2 separate regions of the Homo sapiens genome follow, and region 2 is linked to region 1. A link is a loop called in an ENCODE intact Hi-C map of the cell type or tissue named here. Cell type or tissue: PC-3. All regions are shown on one strand.

What was found. Hi-C counts contacts between places; a loop is a spot of excess contacts. Peaks named below come from ENCODE experiments on the same cell type or tissue, not always from the same donor. Only the 100,000 strongest peaks of a DNase experiment are listed, where the experiment ranks them.
Region 2: it touches region 1 in a loop (4-fold over the local background); 9 of 110 quality-filtered maps call a loop at or near these places.

Annotation. Positions count from the first base shown.
Region 1 is chr16:48,454,065-48,462,064 of GRCh38, forward strand. No RefSeq gene overlaps it. Among named protein-coding and RNA genes, the nearest start is that of SIAH1, 73 kb to the left of the region's middle. RefSeq lists an enhancer at 1,708-2,207. In PC-3, no CTCF peak of the experiment used is centred here; a DNase peak (open chromatin) is centred at 4,477; H3K27ac peaks cover 1,766 bases.
Region 2 is chr16:48,627,556-48,635,555 of GRCh38, forward strand. The region is part of intron 1 of LOC105371240 (a long non-coding RNA gene); the gene reads left to right. Among named protein-coding and RNA genes, the nearest start is that of N4BP1, 21 kb to the left of the region's middle. RefSeq lists enhancers at 1,721-2,222, 2,223-2,722. In PC-3, a CTCF peak has its summit at 3,034 (motif pointing left); a DNase peak (open chromatin) is centred at 3,006; H3K4me3 peaks cover 494 bases.

The DNA.
Region 1 (8,000 bases):
GCTGCAGTGAGCTGAGATCACGTCACTTCACTCTAGCTTGGGCAACAGAGTGAGACCCTGTCTCAAAAAATAGATATCTATATCTCTATACATAGATGTATGTAATAAAGGCTGAAAACACAGCTTTCCTCTTGGGCCAGTGGAGGAGAAGTGAACTGCCGTGTACTGCATGGGCTTGGGGGCCCTGAGGAAGACCCTCTCTTGCTCCCAGGTATTTATCACTACACTGCACAGTGGATGGAAAGTGAAATTAGGACCACTCTTCACGCTGCCACTCGCCGTGGCCTTCACCTCCTTCCCTTCCCTCAAACCTGTGAGGAGTGCGGAACTGCTCCATCACGTCCATTTTCACACATGAGGAATCCCAGGTTTGGAAAGGTTATTTGTGATTCATCCCAAGCCAGGGACCAAAACTGGTCAGGGCAGAGCTCAATCCCAAAGGCAGGTTTTCCGTTTCCACCATAACCCAAAGCATTCAAGCCATTCTCCAGCCATGCTCCTTTCATAAAGGAGTCACACGCACGTAAGCGTGTTCATTTGGAAATTCTTTGATGGAGCTATTTATGTGCCCATTCATCACCAATATTTATTTTTTTAATTAATTACTATTTTTTTTTTTTTTTGAGACAGAGTCTTGCTGCGATGCCCAGGCTGGAGTGCTGTGGTGCGATCTCGGCTCACTGCAACCTCCGCCTCCCTGATTCGTGATCCTCTTACCTCAGCCTCCTGAGTAGCTGGGATTACAGGCACCCGCCACCATGTCTGGCTAATTTTTGTATTTTTCAGTAGAGACGGGGTTTCACCATATTGGCCAGGCTGGTCTGGAACTCCTGACTTCAAGTGATCCGCCCGCCTTGGCCTCCCAAAGTGCTGGGATTATAAGCATGAGCCACCAGGTACAGCCCATCACCAGTATTTATTAAGCACTTTCTTTTTTATTTTTATATTTTGACCTTTACAAAATGATGTGGGGTGTGTGTGTGTGTGTGTGTGTGTGTGTGTGTGTGTGTTTTAAGAGACAGGATCTTGCTTTGTTGCCCAAGTGGAAGTGCAGTGGTGTGGTCACAGCTCACTGCAGTCTTGACTTCCTGGTCTCAAGCGATCCTCCCATTATAGTTCTCAGTCTCCCAAAGTAGCTGGGACCACAGATGCACACCACCATGTACAGCTAATTTTATTTTGTAAATTTTTTATAGAGACAGGGTCTCACTATGTTGCCCAGGCTGTTGCTGAACTCCTGGGCTCAAGCAATCCTCCGCCTCAGCCTCCCAAAGTGCTGGGAATACAGGCGTGAGCCACTGTGCCCAGTTTATTAAGCACGTTCTGTGAGCCCAGCTCTTGGCTGGGGACTGTGGGGACCTCCAAGGTGAAAACGGTCTAGTTCCTGCTTGAGAAGGAGAAGGAGGTGTGGATTAAGGAGAAAAGGAAGACAGGTCCTGAAGACAGACCTGCAGGGAAAACGATGGGCTGGAGGAGGGGATGGCCAGCACATCCCAGGGGCACTGTCTGTGGGCTGGGGCTCCAGGGGGCTTCCTGGAGGAGGACTGGGGGAAAAAGGGGCTCTGTTTGGAAGCTGTGATGACCCTTGAGAGTCTTGATGGACGCAACAGCCAAGAGCCCCCAGCTCCCAGTTGGCAGAGGTGCAGGCTGGGGCTGAGGCTGTGCTCAGAGTCCCCTGGTGCCCAGAAGGTGTGTGGAGACAGAGCCTGGAGGAAGCTGCAGTGCACACATCCCCTGCTTGGTGGAGAGGAGAACCCATCCTGGGCGTCCCTGGCTCAGCTCTGAAGACCAGAGCACAGTTGGTGCCCCGTTCAGGGCCCCAGCCAAGCCCCCCGGGGAGGGATAGCCCTTCAGAAGCCCTTTCCTTCCCTGCAGGCACATGTGGGTGCTTTTCCCAAAAGCCGGGGTAGAACCACCTCTCTCTTTGGAGAAAGTTCTTCCATGGTAACTGCTAACACAGCAGGGCTCAGGGATCAGCGGACCCTCGACAAAAGTGAAGTAAGGTCACAGAGTACAGCAGGGTTAAGCCCCCTGTGGACCAGGCTGGCCCTGCCACTTACCAGCTTTGGGGATTTTGGGCAAATCACTTAATGCTCTGAATTTCAGTTTCTCCTCTGTAAAGTACAGTTGTGTCTGCCTTATAGGGTGGTTGTGAGTTTTTCTTTTTTAAATCTTTCTTTTTTAAATTTTTTTCAGACGGGGTCTTGCTCCATCACTCAGGCTGGAGGGCAGTGGTGCCGTTATGGCTCACTGTACCCTCAAATTCCTGGGCTCAAGCAATCCTCCTCTCTTAGCCTCCCAAAGGGCTGAGATTACAGGTGTGCACCACCACACCTGGCTAATTTTTAAAAATCTTTTGTAGATATAGGGTCTTGCTATATTGCCCAGGTTGCCCTCAAACTCCTAGCCTCAAGTGATCTTCCTGCCTCAGCCTCCAAAAGGTTTGGGATTACAGGTGTGAACCACTACACACAGCCAGCCACTTGGCCTAATATTTCAACTTCAAATAACTTTTTTTTTTTTCAGTGGAGTCTCCCTCTGTTGCCCAGGCTAGAGTGCAGTGGTTCAATCTGGGCACACTGTAACCTCTGTCTCCCGGGTTCAAGTGATTCTTCTGCCTCAGCCTCCTGTGTAGCTGGGACCACAGGCGCCTGCCACCATGCTCAGCTAATTTTTGTATTTTTAGTAGAGGCAGGGTTTCACCATGTTGGTCAGGCTGGTCTCGAACTTCTGACCTCAGGTGATTGCCTGCATCGCCCTCCCAAAGTGCTGGGATTACAGGTGTGAGCCATTGTGCCTGGCCCCAGATAACTTATTCAAATGAAAGGATAAATCATCAAATGAGAATGATGTATGTGCTTGAATAGTCACTGGAACATTTTTATAAAAGCAAAAAGCTAGAAACAACCTAAATGTCCTTTAAAAGGGGATTGTTAAGTAAAATACTGTAAAGTTATAAAATAGATTATTACATAGCTGTTAAAGGAGATACGGTGGATTTAAACATGCTGATGATAAGGGGAAAAGTCCATGAAAAAATTCAAAAAACAAGTCGGGGTATGTGATCTTATTTTTGAGTAACAGAGTCTTCTGGCTGAGCCCTAACTTGGATTTTGATTTTGACTCTATACAACTGGTTTTCTGGAATTTGTAGGAGTTGAAATGTTTGACAGACTATTTTGTAAATATGCACGAGGTTTCTGCTGAAAACTCTAGCACAGTGTTGAGAAGATGGTGGAGATTTGTAAGCAGGGCTAGGACCCCAGCCTGTGTAAGAAAGGGACAAAGGTAAGATTTTTTTTGGTTATTTGTGCATCTATAAGTGTATTTTTAGATTTACCAAAGACTGGTGTGTATAAGCTACATTCATTAAAAAAAAGCTTATTTAGGCCGGGTGCAGTGGCTCACACCTGTAATCTCAGCACTTTGGAAGGCCAAGGTGAGAGGATTGCTTGAGTCCAGGGGTTCAAAAGCAGCCTGGGCAACTTAGTGAGACCCCATCTGTACAAAAAAAACAAAAACAAAAACAAGCAACAAAAAACCCCACGCTTATTTATTGAACATAAACATAGAGAAGGCATAACTTGATGAGTTTTCTCAAAGCGAGCACCCTCATGTGATGCCCAGTCAGATGCACAAATTTGTGGGAGCCCAGAAGCTGGTCTCTTGCACCCTCAGCCACTTTTCTTCTCAGGGGACCACTCTTCTGACTTCCGACACCAGAAATGAGTTTGATTTTGTTTGAACTTTACATCAGTGGAACCATAAAGCATGGCCTCTTTTATGTTTAGCTTCTTTCACTCAACATTATGAAATGCAGCTGGGTGTACTAGCTGTCCCTCATATTCCTTTCTGCATAGTATTTTATTGTACGAATATACACACATTGTTGATCTATTTTTCTGTTTATGACTATTTGGATTGTTTTCATCTTTGTCTATGAAAAACGATGTCACTGTAGATATTCTCACACATGCCTTTTCGTGTGTAAATGTGCCAGTTTTATTAGGTATATACCTAGCTGGTTAAAGGGTTTATTTACATTTAGCCTTTTGTTTTTTTTCTTTTTTGAGACAGAATCTCACTCTGTCGCCCAGGCTGGAGTGCAGTGGCACAATCCTGGCTCATTGCAACCTCTGCCTCCTGGGTTCAAGCGATTCTCCTGCCTCAGCCTGCAGAGTAGCTGGGACTACAGGCACCCGCCACCACGCCCAGCTAATTTTTGTATTTTTAGTAGGACGGGGTTTCACCATGTTAGCCAGGCTGGTCTCAAACTCCTGACCTCAAGTGATCCACCCATCTTGGCCTCCCAAAGTGCTAGGATTACAGGCGTGAGCCACTGTGCCTGGCCACTTACATTTGGCTTTGATAGTGCCAAACCATTTTCCAAAGTTGTACCAGATTACATTTCTACCAATGGTGTTTGGGAGTTTCAGTTCCACCACATATTTGCCAGCAAGTGACGTGTCATGTCAATTTTGAGTATACTGGTGGGTGGATATCTCACTGTGGTTTTAACTTGTGATTCACTGATGACTAATGAGGATTAACACTTTTTAAACAAGTTTCTTGGCCATTTGTCTGGAACATCCTTTGTGTTCTAGACATTTGCTTTTTTTCTGTTGAGTTGTTAATCTTTTTCTTATGAATTTGCAGTTCTTTATGCATTTTGGATATTAGATCTTTGTCAGTTATATGTATTGCAAAAATATTTTTAAAAATATTTATTTATCTATTTGTAGAGAAAGGGTCTTGCTATGCTGTCCAGGCTGGTCTTAAACTCCTGGGCTCAAGCGATCCCTCTGCCTTGGCCTCTGAAAGTGTTGGGATGATAGGCATGAGCCACCATACCCAGATGCAAGAAATCTTTTCCCATTCCAATAGCTTTCCTTTTTACTCTCTTAATAGTTTGTTTGATAAACAGATACTCTTTAATATAGTCCAATTTATCTACTTTTCTTTTATGATTTGTGCTTCTTCGTGTCCTGCTTAATACATTTTGCCTAAAATAAGGACATAAATATATTTTTCTACGCCAGTTTCTAAAAGCTTTATTGTTTCACCTTTCACATTCAGCGCCTATCTGGATTTGATTTTTGTGTATGGTATGAGATAAGAGTCAAGATTCACTCTTTTTCCTCCTATATGGTTATTCAGCTGACCCAGCACCACTAATAGAAAAGACCCACCTCTTCCCCGCTGTGCTAACGTGTTATTTTTTGTCTTGTCTGTATATGTGTGTGCTGTTTCTGGACACTCTGTTATTTCACATTGGCCTGTTTGCCTGTCTTTGCATTAATACTGGGCTATTTTAGTTATTGCCCAGTAGTACCCCCTTGTCTACAGTTCCTCTTTCCATGGTTTATGTTACTCAAGGTACAGAACAATGATATATTTTGAGAAGGAGAGACCACATTCGCATAACTTTCATTCCTATATATTGTTATAATTGTTCTATTTTATTATTAGTTTTTGTTGTTAATCTCTTAATGGGACCAATTTGTAAGTCAATTTTATTATAGGTATATAACAGAAAAAAAAAACCATAGTATATATAGGTTTTGCTATTATCTGTGATTTCAGGCATCCACCAGGGGTCTTGAAACATAACCCTCACAGATAAGAAGAAACTACTATGGTCCAAATCCTTCAACTTTGTTTTTATTTTTCAAGACTTTCCTAACTATTCTTGGCCCTTTGTATTTTCACATAAATTCCAGAATTGGTTTGTCCATTTCAACCTCCCTCATTCCCTTTCCCCTATACCCCTGCCACCACAAAAATCCGCTGGGATTTTAATTGTGATTGCTTTGAATCTATAGATCAAGTTAGGGAGAAGTGATATCTTAACAATACTATTTCTTTTCTTTCTTTTTTCTGAAACAGAGTCTCATTCTGTTGCCCAGGCTGGAGTGCAGTGGTACAACCCTGTCTCACTGCAACCTCTACCTGCTGGGTTCAAGCGATTCTCCTACCTCAGCCTCCTGAGTAGTCGGGATTGCAGGTGCCCGCCACTACGCCCGACTAATTTTTGTATTTTTGGTAGAGATGGGGTTTCACCATGTTGGCCAGACTAGTATTAAACTCCTGGCCTCAGGTGATCTACCCGCTTCAGCTTCCCAAACTGCTGGGATTACAGGTGTGAGCCACTGCCCCTAGCCAATACTGAGTATTTCGATCCTGAACATATCCTGAAATTATATCCTTTCATTTTTTACGATCTTTTATAATCCTCCATAAAGTTGTATAATTTTTTGTGTAGAGGCTCTGTACAGTTTTGTTTCGTTCATCCCTGTATATTTATGTCCTTGATGCTACTGTATATGATATTTAATTTTTTTCAATTTCTAATTAGATAGAAATACAATGAATTTTTAAAAATTTTGACTTTGTATCTACTGACTTGTTAAATTCATTTATTAATGGTAGCAGGTTTTTTTTTGGAGACAGCGTCTCACTCTGTCACCGAGGCTGGAGTGCAGTGGTGTGATCTCTGCTCACTGCAACCTCTGCCTCCTGGGTTCAAGCCATTCTCGTGTCTCAGCCTCCCGAGTAGCTGGGATTATAGGCACACACCACCATGCCTGGATAATTTTTGTATTTTTAGTAGAGACGGGGTTTCACCATGTTGGCCAGGCTGGTCTTGAACTCCTGACCTCAAATGATTCGCCCACCTCAGCCTCCTAAAGTGCTGGGATTACAGGCATGGGCCACTGTACCCAGTCATGGTAGCAGTTTATCTGTAGATTTGTTTAGACTTTCCAGGTCTATAATAATGTCATTTGTGTATTATAGCAATTTTAATTTCTCCCTTACTGATTCTTTTTTAAAATTTTTATTTTCATTTATTTATTTATTTATTATTTTATTTATTTAAAATATTTTTGAGGCAGAGTCTCACTTTGTCACCCAGGCTGGAGTGTAGTGGCGCCATCTTGGCTCACTGCAGCCTTGACCTCCCAGGTTCAAGAGATCCTCCTGCCTCAGCTCCCCAAGTAGCTGAGACTACAGAGGCATGCTATCACACCTGGCTAACTTACTGATTCTCAGACATTTTATTTATCCTCTCCCTCCCCCTGTACATCTTCTCTTCCTCCTCCTCCTTTCTTTTTCTTCCTCTTTTTCTTGTTTGTAATTGTTTCACTGGCTAAGACCTCTACTACCATGTTAAAAAGAAGTGGTGACAATGGTCATCATTGTTCTAAACTCAGTGGAATGCTTTCAATATTTCACCATTAAGTATGATGTTTGCTGTAGAATTTTAAAATTTGAAGTGAAATTCACCTAGCATAACATTTAGGGCACTTGGTTATTCACAACACTGTGCAGTCACTACCTCTGTCTGGTCCAAAACATTTCTGTCATTCCAAAATAAACTCTGTTCCTATTCAGCAATTACTCCCCATTCCCCCAAACCTCCCACCTCTGGCCACCACCAATCTGCATTCTGTTTCTATGGATTTACGTGTTCTGGATATTTCATATAAGTAAACTCATACATCTCTGGTCTTTTGTGTCTGACTTCTCTTACTTAGCATACTGTTTTCAAGATTCACTCATGTCGTAGCACAAATCAGTACTTCATTCCTTTTTATGGCAGAATAATATTCCACCGTGTGTATGTACCACATTTGTTTATCCATTCAGATGTTGCTGGACATTGGATTGGTTTTGTCTTTTGGCACTGCAAATAGTGTCGCTATGAACACTCATGTACAGCAGTTTCTCCCTCCCGTCATCTATGGTTTTGTTTTCCATTGTTTCAATCACCCACCGTCCAAAAATATTAAATTAAAAATTCCAGAAATAAACAATTCATAAGTTTTGTTTTTTTGAGAGACAGAGTCTTACTTTGTCATCCAGGCTGGAGTGCAGTGGCATGATAGCTGACTGCAACCTCTGCCTCCCAGGTTCAAGTGATTCTTGTGCCTCAGCCTCCAGAGTAGCTGGGATTACAGGCGTCTGCCACCATGCCCAGCTAATTTTTTTTAAATATATTT
Region 2 (8,000 bases), 170 kb after region 1:
TCTGTCCCCCGTCTTCCTAGTGGACTCCCTTAGGGATAACCACTACTGTTTGTTTTTTGTGGAACTTTCCACCTTTTTTTTTGTATGTGCGTTGGGGTTTCAATCTGTTGCCCAAGGTGGCGTGCAGTGGAACGATCAAGGGTCACTTCAGCCTCAAACTCCTGGGCTCAAGTGATTCTCCTGCCTCAGACTCCTTAGTTGCTGGGACTATCTTTCTACATTTTATTTTATTTATTTTTATTTTTATTTTTGAGATGGAGTCTCAATCTGTCACCCAGGCTGGAGTGAAGTAGTGTGATCTCTGCTCACTGCAACCTCCACCTCCTGGGTTCACACAATTCTCCTGCCTCAGCCTCCTAGTAGCTGGGATTACAGGTGCATGCCACCATGCCCAGCTAATTTTTATATTTTTAGTAGAGATGGGGTTTCGCCATGTTGGCCAAGCTGGTCTCGAACTCCTGACCTCAGGTGATGATCTGCCTGCCTCAGCTTCCCAAAGTGCTGGGATTACAGGTGTGAACCACCATGCCCAGCCGTAGCTTGTTATTTTCATAGGACGAAATCTATCTATATAAGAACATTGAGAGCCCCCACATTCTATTGCTTTTATCTGCTCAAGCAGCTTATTTTACAATTTCTTTCACTAGTTCCCTAATGATGGGCATTTATTTTATTAATTTTTAGAGATGAGGTCTCCCGATGTTGCCCAGGCTGGAGTGCAGTGGCTATTCACAGGTGCAATCATAGTGCACTATAGCCTTGAACTCCTGGGCTCAAGGGATCCTGCTACCCCAGCGTCCAGAGTAGCTGAGACTGTACCTGGTTTCCTGAAGGGCAGTTTGTTTCCAGTCTCTTGAAGACACATTGTTAACTATGACCCAGATGAGCAGGCTCAAATTACCCAGGGTTTAAACTGCAACTACAGAGTAAAGAGTGTCTAGACTCACCCTTGAAAACAGCCAGGCCCCACATTTGAGACCAGCCACCTTATCTCAGTAAATGCGAGGCTGTTTCTCCTCCGGCCTTGGAATGGATCACTGTTGAGGCACCATGTGAAGTCGCAGGTGTGCATTTAGAGGCCTGATGGTACAAATCATGTCTTTACACACTGCAGTCATTCGCGTTGTGGTCAGCTCCTGCTGCAAGAGTCTTTTGGAACAAAGGGCCTAGTGGATTCACAGCCTCCATCTCATGTCCTCTGTGGTCTCGTTGCATCCATAATGAGTGGACTCACTCAAGGTGTTAAACTTGTTTGGGGAGTGTAGGAGCAGATGAACATACAGATGAGCTTTGACAGTTCCTGTGGGGTGCTGGTGGCTGCCTTATGCTGAGCTGCGTGGTGGTGATTGCTCCCCATGGGTGCTCCGATGGGCCTTCTGCGATCACTTTCCCCACTCTCCCTCATCAGACTGTGAGCTCCCTAAAGCCCAAAGTGGAGATCATGGGTCCCTGCAGTTCTCACAGCCTTGGACATAAGCCCTCGGTGCAGACAATGACTGAGCACTCACCATGTGTCCTGCTTATTTAATTTATCACTTAATTGATCATGCTGTCATCTTTTTCTGCATAATAACTCCCCGAAGTAGGTGCCATTATTATTCCCTATTTTGAGATGAAGAAAATAAGGCACAGAGAGGCTGAGCAACTCGTCAGGGTCACACAGCTCCTGACTGGACAGACTGTGAGTCCGATAGATTTGGCTCCAGGCGCTGCCCTCCTTTCCACTCTCTGCTGCCTCCGTGATCTTTTCTCTTTGTCTTGAGAAGTCAGGGAGGGAAAGCTGGGCCACGTTTACTTTAATTCAACATAAAACAATAACATTTGATTTAGCAGAGTGTATTGTGTTTGAGTTCCGGCTCTGCTAATAATTAGCTGTTACAACCTTGGGACAGTTACTTAATGTTTTCATTTATCATCCATAAAACGGCAACAATGACACTGATTTCACAGGGCTGTTGTGCGGCTGGGTGAACCGGCATGCATAAGGAACTCGGCTCACTGCAGCCTTGACTTCCAAGAGGTCGCCAATTCCATTTGCCACAAATGGGCCAGGTCCTCAGAGTATGGGGCCCGGAACCGCAGCACAGACCTCACTCAAGAGCTTGTTAGAAATGCACAGTGCTGGCTGGGCGCGGTGGCTCACACCTGTAATGGGAGGCCGAGGCGGGCGGATCTCCTGAGCTCAGAAGTTCGGAATGACCCTGGGCAACATGGTGAAACCCCGTCTCTACTGACATACAAAAAATTAGCTGGGCGTGGTGATACGCGCCTGCAGTCCCACCTACTTGGGAGGCTGAGGCACGAGAATCGCTTGAGCCCCCGGAGGTGGAGGTTGCGGTAAGCTGAGATTGCACCACTGCACTCCAGCTTGGGCTACAGAGTGAAGAATTCGTCTCAAAGAACAAAAACAAAAACAAACAAACAAAAAAGAAATGCACAGTGCCAGGCCCCATCCCACAGCCCCAAGCCTGACCTTTTTTTTCTCTCTAACATAAAAGCTTGCAAGGACACTCGCCATGTGCCCTGCTTATTCAATTAATCACTTAACTGATCATGCTGTCATCTTTTTCTGCATAATAACTCCCTGAAGTAGGTGCCATTATTATTCCCTATTTTGAGATGAAGGAAATAAGGCACAGAGAGGCTGAGAATCGGAATCTGCATTTTCATAAGGTGCCCAGGTGAGGCGTAAGCGTGCTACAGCCCTAGAAGCCCTTCTCTACAGCAGTGGATTCAATCACCTTCCACTAGGACCCCCCGCCCAGTTATACCCGTGGTGTGGGGTTGGGGCTGGGCAGCCCAATTTTACCAGCTGCTTCAGCCTATTCTGAGGTGTGGGGATCCAGCTACAAGAAAGAGCAGAGATAAAAGACGGAAGCAGTTTCATCATTTTTGATGTGACAAGGAAGTCACGTTTTTGTCTGGAGTTCTCGGACTCTGTCATCTTTTTCTGGGTTCTCCTTCCGTCCTGACTCAACTTGGCATTTTGAGAAATGAAGCTTTAGCGACTCAGGAAGGGTGGCCAGAGACAACAGTGCCACCTTGTGGCAGCAGCCTGGCATTACAGTCCTGGAAGGCGGCTGTTTAAATGGAAAGAACTGTGATAACAGGGTAGTCATAGAGAAATCTCAGCGAGCCTTTATTATATGCCAGACGCCATGCCAAGTCTTCTTCATGGATTTGTTTATTTAAAACTCACAAGAGTAAGAAGTAGATACTATTATTATCCCAGTGTTACAGGCCTGGAGGAATGGAGCTTGAGAGAGAGGGAGCTATGCTCATGATCTCTGGGTAGTGAGGGCTGGAGCTGGGGCCAGCTTGGGCAGTCGGGCTTTAAAGTCCACGATTCCAACCCTTTTTTTCTTTTTTTTTGAGAAGGGGTCTCACTCTGTCACCCAGGCTGGAGTGCAGTGGTGCAATCTCGGCTCACTGCAACCTCTGCTTCCCAAGTTCAAGCGATTCTCTTGCCTCAGCCTACCGAGTAACTGGGATTACAGGCACTTGCCACCATTCCCCGCTAATTTTTGTATTTTTAGTAGAGATGGGGGATTCACCATGTTGGCCAGGCAAGTCTCGAACTCCTGACCTCAAGTGATCAACCTGCCTTGGCCTCCCAAAGTGTTGAGATTACAGGTGTGAGCCACCGCGCCTGGCCTGATTCTAACCTTTGGATATATTTCCTTTTTAAAAAAAGAAGGATCCCTTTCTGGTGGGGACCTCCAGATTTTAGACTCTTTAGACCTGTGCTATTTTATTGACTGGAGCCAAGCAGTGAAGCCCTGGGTGGGGAGCTGGGGACCTGGGCTCTGGTGTTAGCTCCCCTCTCTCCTACCCAGGGAGTCCCGGGCAGTCATTCAGGTTCTTTTTCTTAGTTTGTAGGTGGAGGATAATAATATTTCACCTGGGCCGGGCGCGGTGGCTCACGCCTGTAATCCCAGCACTTTGGGAGGCCGAGGCGGGCGGATCACGAGGTCAGGAGATCGAGACCATCCCGGCTAAAACGGTGAAACCCCGTCTCTACTAAAAATACAAAAAATTAGCCGGGCGTAGTGGCGGGCGCCTGTAGTCCCAGCTACTTGGGAGGCTGAGGCAGGAGAATGGCGTGAACCCGGGAGGCGGAGCTTGCAGTGAGCCGAGATCCCGCCACTGCACTCCAGCCTGGGCGACAGAGCGAGACTCCGTCTCAAAAAAAAAAAAAAATAAATAAATAAATAATATTTCACCTGTTCACCTTATAGCATCTTTGCAAGAATCTATGGAAAACAGACAATTGGAATTGAAATTGTATAGCAGTGGGAAAGGCAAGGTAGTGTCTGATATTCTTAGCAAATAGAAGGGTAAAAAGATGCGATTTTCCCTGATACCTCAAACCAACTGCACTTGAATTAACATAGAAACAGAAAACCAAATACCCCATGTTCTTACTTATAAGTGGGAGCAAAATATTGGGTATTGGGACACAAAGATGGAAACAATAGACACTGGGGACTCCTAGAGGGTAGAGGAAGAGAGCTGCAGGGGTTGGAAAACTACTTATTGGGTCCTATGCTTGTGACAGAATCAATCGTACCTTAAACTTCGGCATCATGCAATATACCCATGTAACAAACCTGCATGTATATCCTCTGCATCTAAAACAAAAGTTGAAATTAAAAAAGAAAAGAAGAGACGTGGCTGGGCAAGGTGGGTCACACCCATAATCCCAGTACTTTGGGTGGGCACCTGTAATCTCAGCTACTCAGGAGGCTGAGGCAGGAGAATCGCTGGAACCTGGGAGGTGGAGGTTGTAGTGATCTGAGATCACGCCACTGCATTCCAGCCTGAGGAACAAGAGTGAAACTCCATCTCAAAAAAAAAAAAAAAAAAGAAGAGACGTGGTTGTGCTAGGTTAATAATAAACCCTAAACTCTCAGCAGTTCAAAAGAACAGAGTGTCTTTCTCACCCCATGCTGTGTGTCCACTGCAGGTCCACCAGGGGCTCTGCTTGTCTTAGTCACTCAGGGGCCTTGTGTGACAGAGACTCCATCTCAACAAGTGCTTCTGTGACCCAGCAGGCAGTAAAAAGAGGATGGAGACCACAGACTGACCTGTCTGCTTCTGCCTAAAAGTGACACATGTCATTTTCACTCATACTTCATGGGCCAAAGCAGATCACATGGCCGTGCACGAGCTCAAGTGGGTGGAGAGGTGCAGCCCCACCATGTGCCCAGAAAGAGAGCTGAGCATTTGAGACCTTTCTTTCTTCTTTTCTGCTTTCCCTCTTCCCTTCTTCCTGCTTTCCTTCCCTTCTTATTTACTAAGTGCCTACTATTTAGATGATGTATCCTCACTGGGATTATCATTTGTTATTTAAAAAATTTAAATAATAAATTTAATTTGTTTTGTTATTTATTATTTACTTTTTTTTTTTTTCTGAGATGGGGTCTTGCTCTGTCACCCAAGCCAGAGTGCAGTGGCACGATCTCAGCTCACTGCAACCTCCGCCTCCCAGGTCCAAGCGATTCTCCAGCCTCAGCCTCCTGAGTAGCTGGGGTTACAGGCATGCGCCACCGTGCCAAGCTAATTTTTGTATTTTCAGTAGAGATGGGGTTTTGCCATGCTGGCCAAGCTGGTCTCAAACTCCTGAGCTCAGGTGATCCACCCACCTTGGCCTCCCAAAGTCCTGGGATTACCGATGTGAACCACTGTGCCTGGCCTGTTTTTATTTTCTAAAGATGGGGTCTTGCTCTGTTGCCCAACCTAGAGTGTAGTGGCTATTCACAGATATTATCATAGCTCACTGCATAGCTCACTGCAGAACCTGGGTTTACTGATGCACACCACTGCACCCAGCCTCACTGGGATTATAAAATAAGACAAAACTCCGTCCTCAAGGCTCACATGATCTCATGGCCGAGTCAGAAAAGCCGACCAAGATCAGCACAAGTTGATATGTGAACACAGATATGAGGCAGCTCACCCAGCCTGGTGTGAAGCTAAGGAAGGCTTCCTGGAGGACGTCCCCAAGGAAGGTAGGAACAAGCCTGATGAGAGGCAGGGGAACCTGAATAGCACAGCTCATGCCTGTAATCTTAGCTACCAAGAAGGCAGAGGCGGGAGGATATCTGGAATCCAGGTGTTCAAGACCAGCCCAGGCAACATAGCAAGACTCTTAAAAAAAAAAGACGCAGGGAGATCATTTTCAGCAGAAAGAGCAGAAGATGAAAATGTCTGCAGGAGAGCTCTGTGGCCAGCAGTAAGATGTTCTGCAGGCCTGAGGAATGTTGTGGGGGATGGTGTGAGGATGAGCAGGCACAGCAGGAAGTGGGTCCAGACCACTTAAGGCTTCAGGACCACTGGAGACTGGATTTCCTGAGAAGGCCATGGGGGCCATAGAGAGGCTGGTTAAATTTATTTTATTTTTTCCAATTTAGCCTTGACTTGAAACTCATAAATTTGTTTTCTCTGAGACAGGGTCTCACTATGTTGCCCAGGCTGAACTCAAACTCCTGGGCTTGAGCCATCCTCCTGCCTCAGTCTCCCGGGGTACTACAGGTGTAAGCCACCATGCCCGCCTGCCATAGAAAGGTTTTAAGCAGGACATTAACACTGTGAGGTCCTCTCTCTGTAGGGTGGGTTGGAGGGGAAAGGATTGAGAACAGAGAGACAGCACTTTGAGAGGCTGAGGCAGGTGGATCGCTTGAGGTCAGAAGTTCAAGAACAGCCTGGCCAACATGGTGAGATCCCGTCTCTACTAAAAATACAAAAATTAGCTGGGCGTGGTGGTGTGTGCCTGTAATCCCAGCTATTCAGGAGGCTGAGGCAGGAGAATTACTTGAACCTGGGAGGCGGAGGTTGCAGTGAGCCGAGATGGCACCACTGCATTCCAGCCTGTGCAACAAGAGTGAAACTCCATCTCAAAAAAAAAAAAAAAAAAAAGAAAGGAAAGATAGGATGCTGATGTCATAGCTAGAGGGAGATGACAGAGCCTCAAATGCAGGCAATGTTTGGGGACATAGAGAGGATAAAATTGATCAGAGAGGTGATATGCAGAGGCAGCCTATAGGACTTGGTTTTTATGGAAAGTGGGAGTAACGCTGAACCTTAAGAATGTCTGGGTTTCAAATGGCATGGAATGGCTGAGGTGTATTATTCATTCAGGATACTTATTAATGTCTATCATGGGTTCTTTCTGGGTGCTTGGAATACATCAGTGTTAAAAGAGACCAAAAAAAAAAAAAAGAAGACAATTCCCTGCCCTCGTGATCGTGAGGTTGATATTCCAGTGGGGGAGCAGGCAATAAATACCAAATCTAAATATGTACATTTTACAATATTAAAAAGTAGACCACATTGGGGGAAAGGCAGGGAAAGGATGGTCGGGAGAGTTGGGAAGGGAGGGGTGTCGATATTTTAAGTAGGGCAGTTAGAAAAGATCTCATTGAGGTTGGGCTGAGTGGCTCACACCTGTAATTCCAGCACTTTGGGTGGTCAAGACAGGAGGATTGCTTGAGCCTAGGAGTTCAAAACCAGCCTGGGCAACATAGTGAGATATCGTCTCTACAAATAAAAAAATTAGCCAGGTGTGGTGGTGCACACCTGTGGTCCCAGATATTCAGGAGGCTGAGGAGGAAGGATCATTTGAGCCCAGGAGTTTGAGGCTGCAGTGAGCTATGATTGTGCCACTGCACTCCATCCTGGGCAACAGAGTTCAGAAAAAGAATAAAAAGAAGAAATCTCATTGAGAGGTGATATTTGACAAGAGTCTTGAAGGAGGCAGGAGTAATGGAGAGGGTGCGTTCTCTGTTCCAGAGGCTAGACTGAGGGAGGAGGCAGGCGGCGTGCACACCAGTTCCCAGGAGAGATGTTTCCCTTAGGTGGCCTTCCATGACATCCACCACACACTTACGCTTCCATCTCATTTTCCAGGACTCACATACACGACCATCTCTGTCTCCAGGGAAGACTAGGCCATGCAGGGAGGGGAGATGGATGCCAAGCCAGGCGTCTGCCACCTCAGA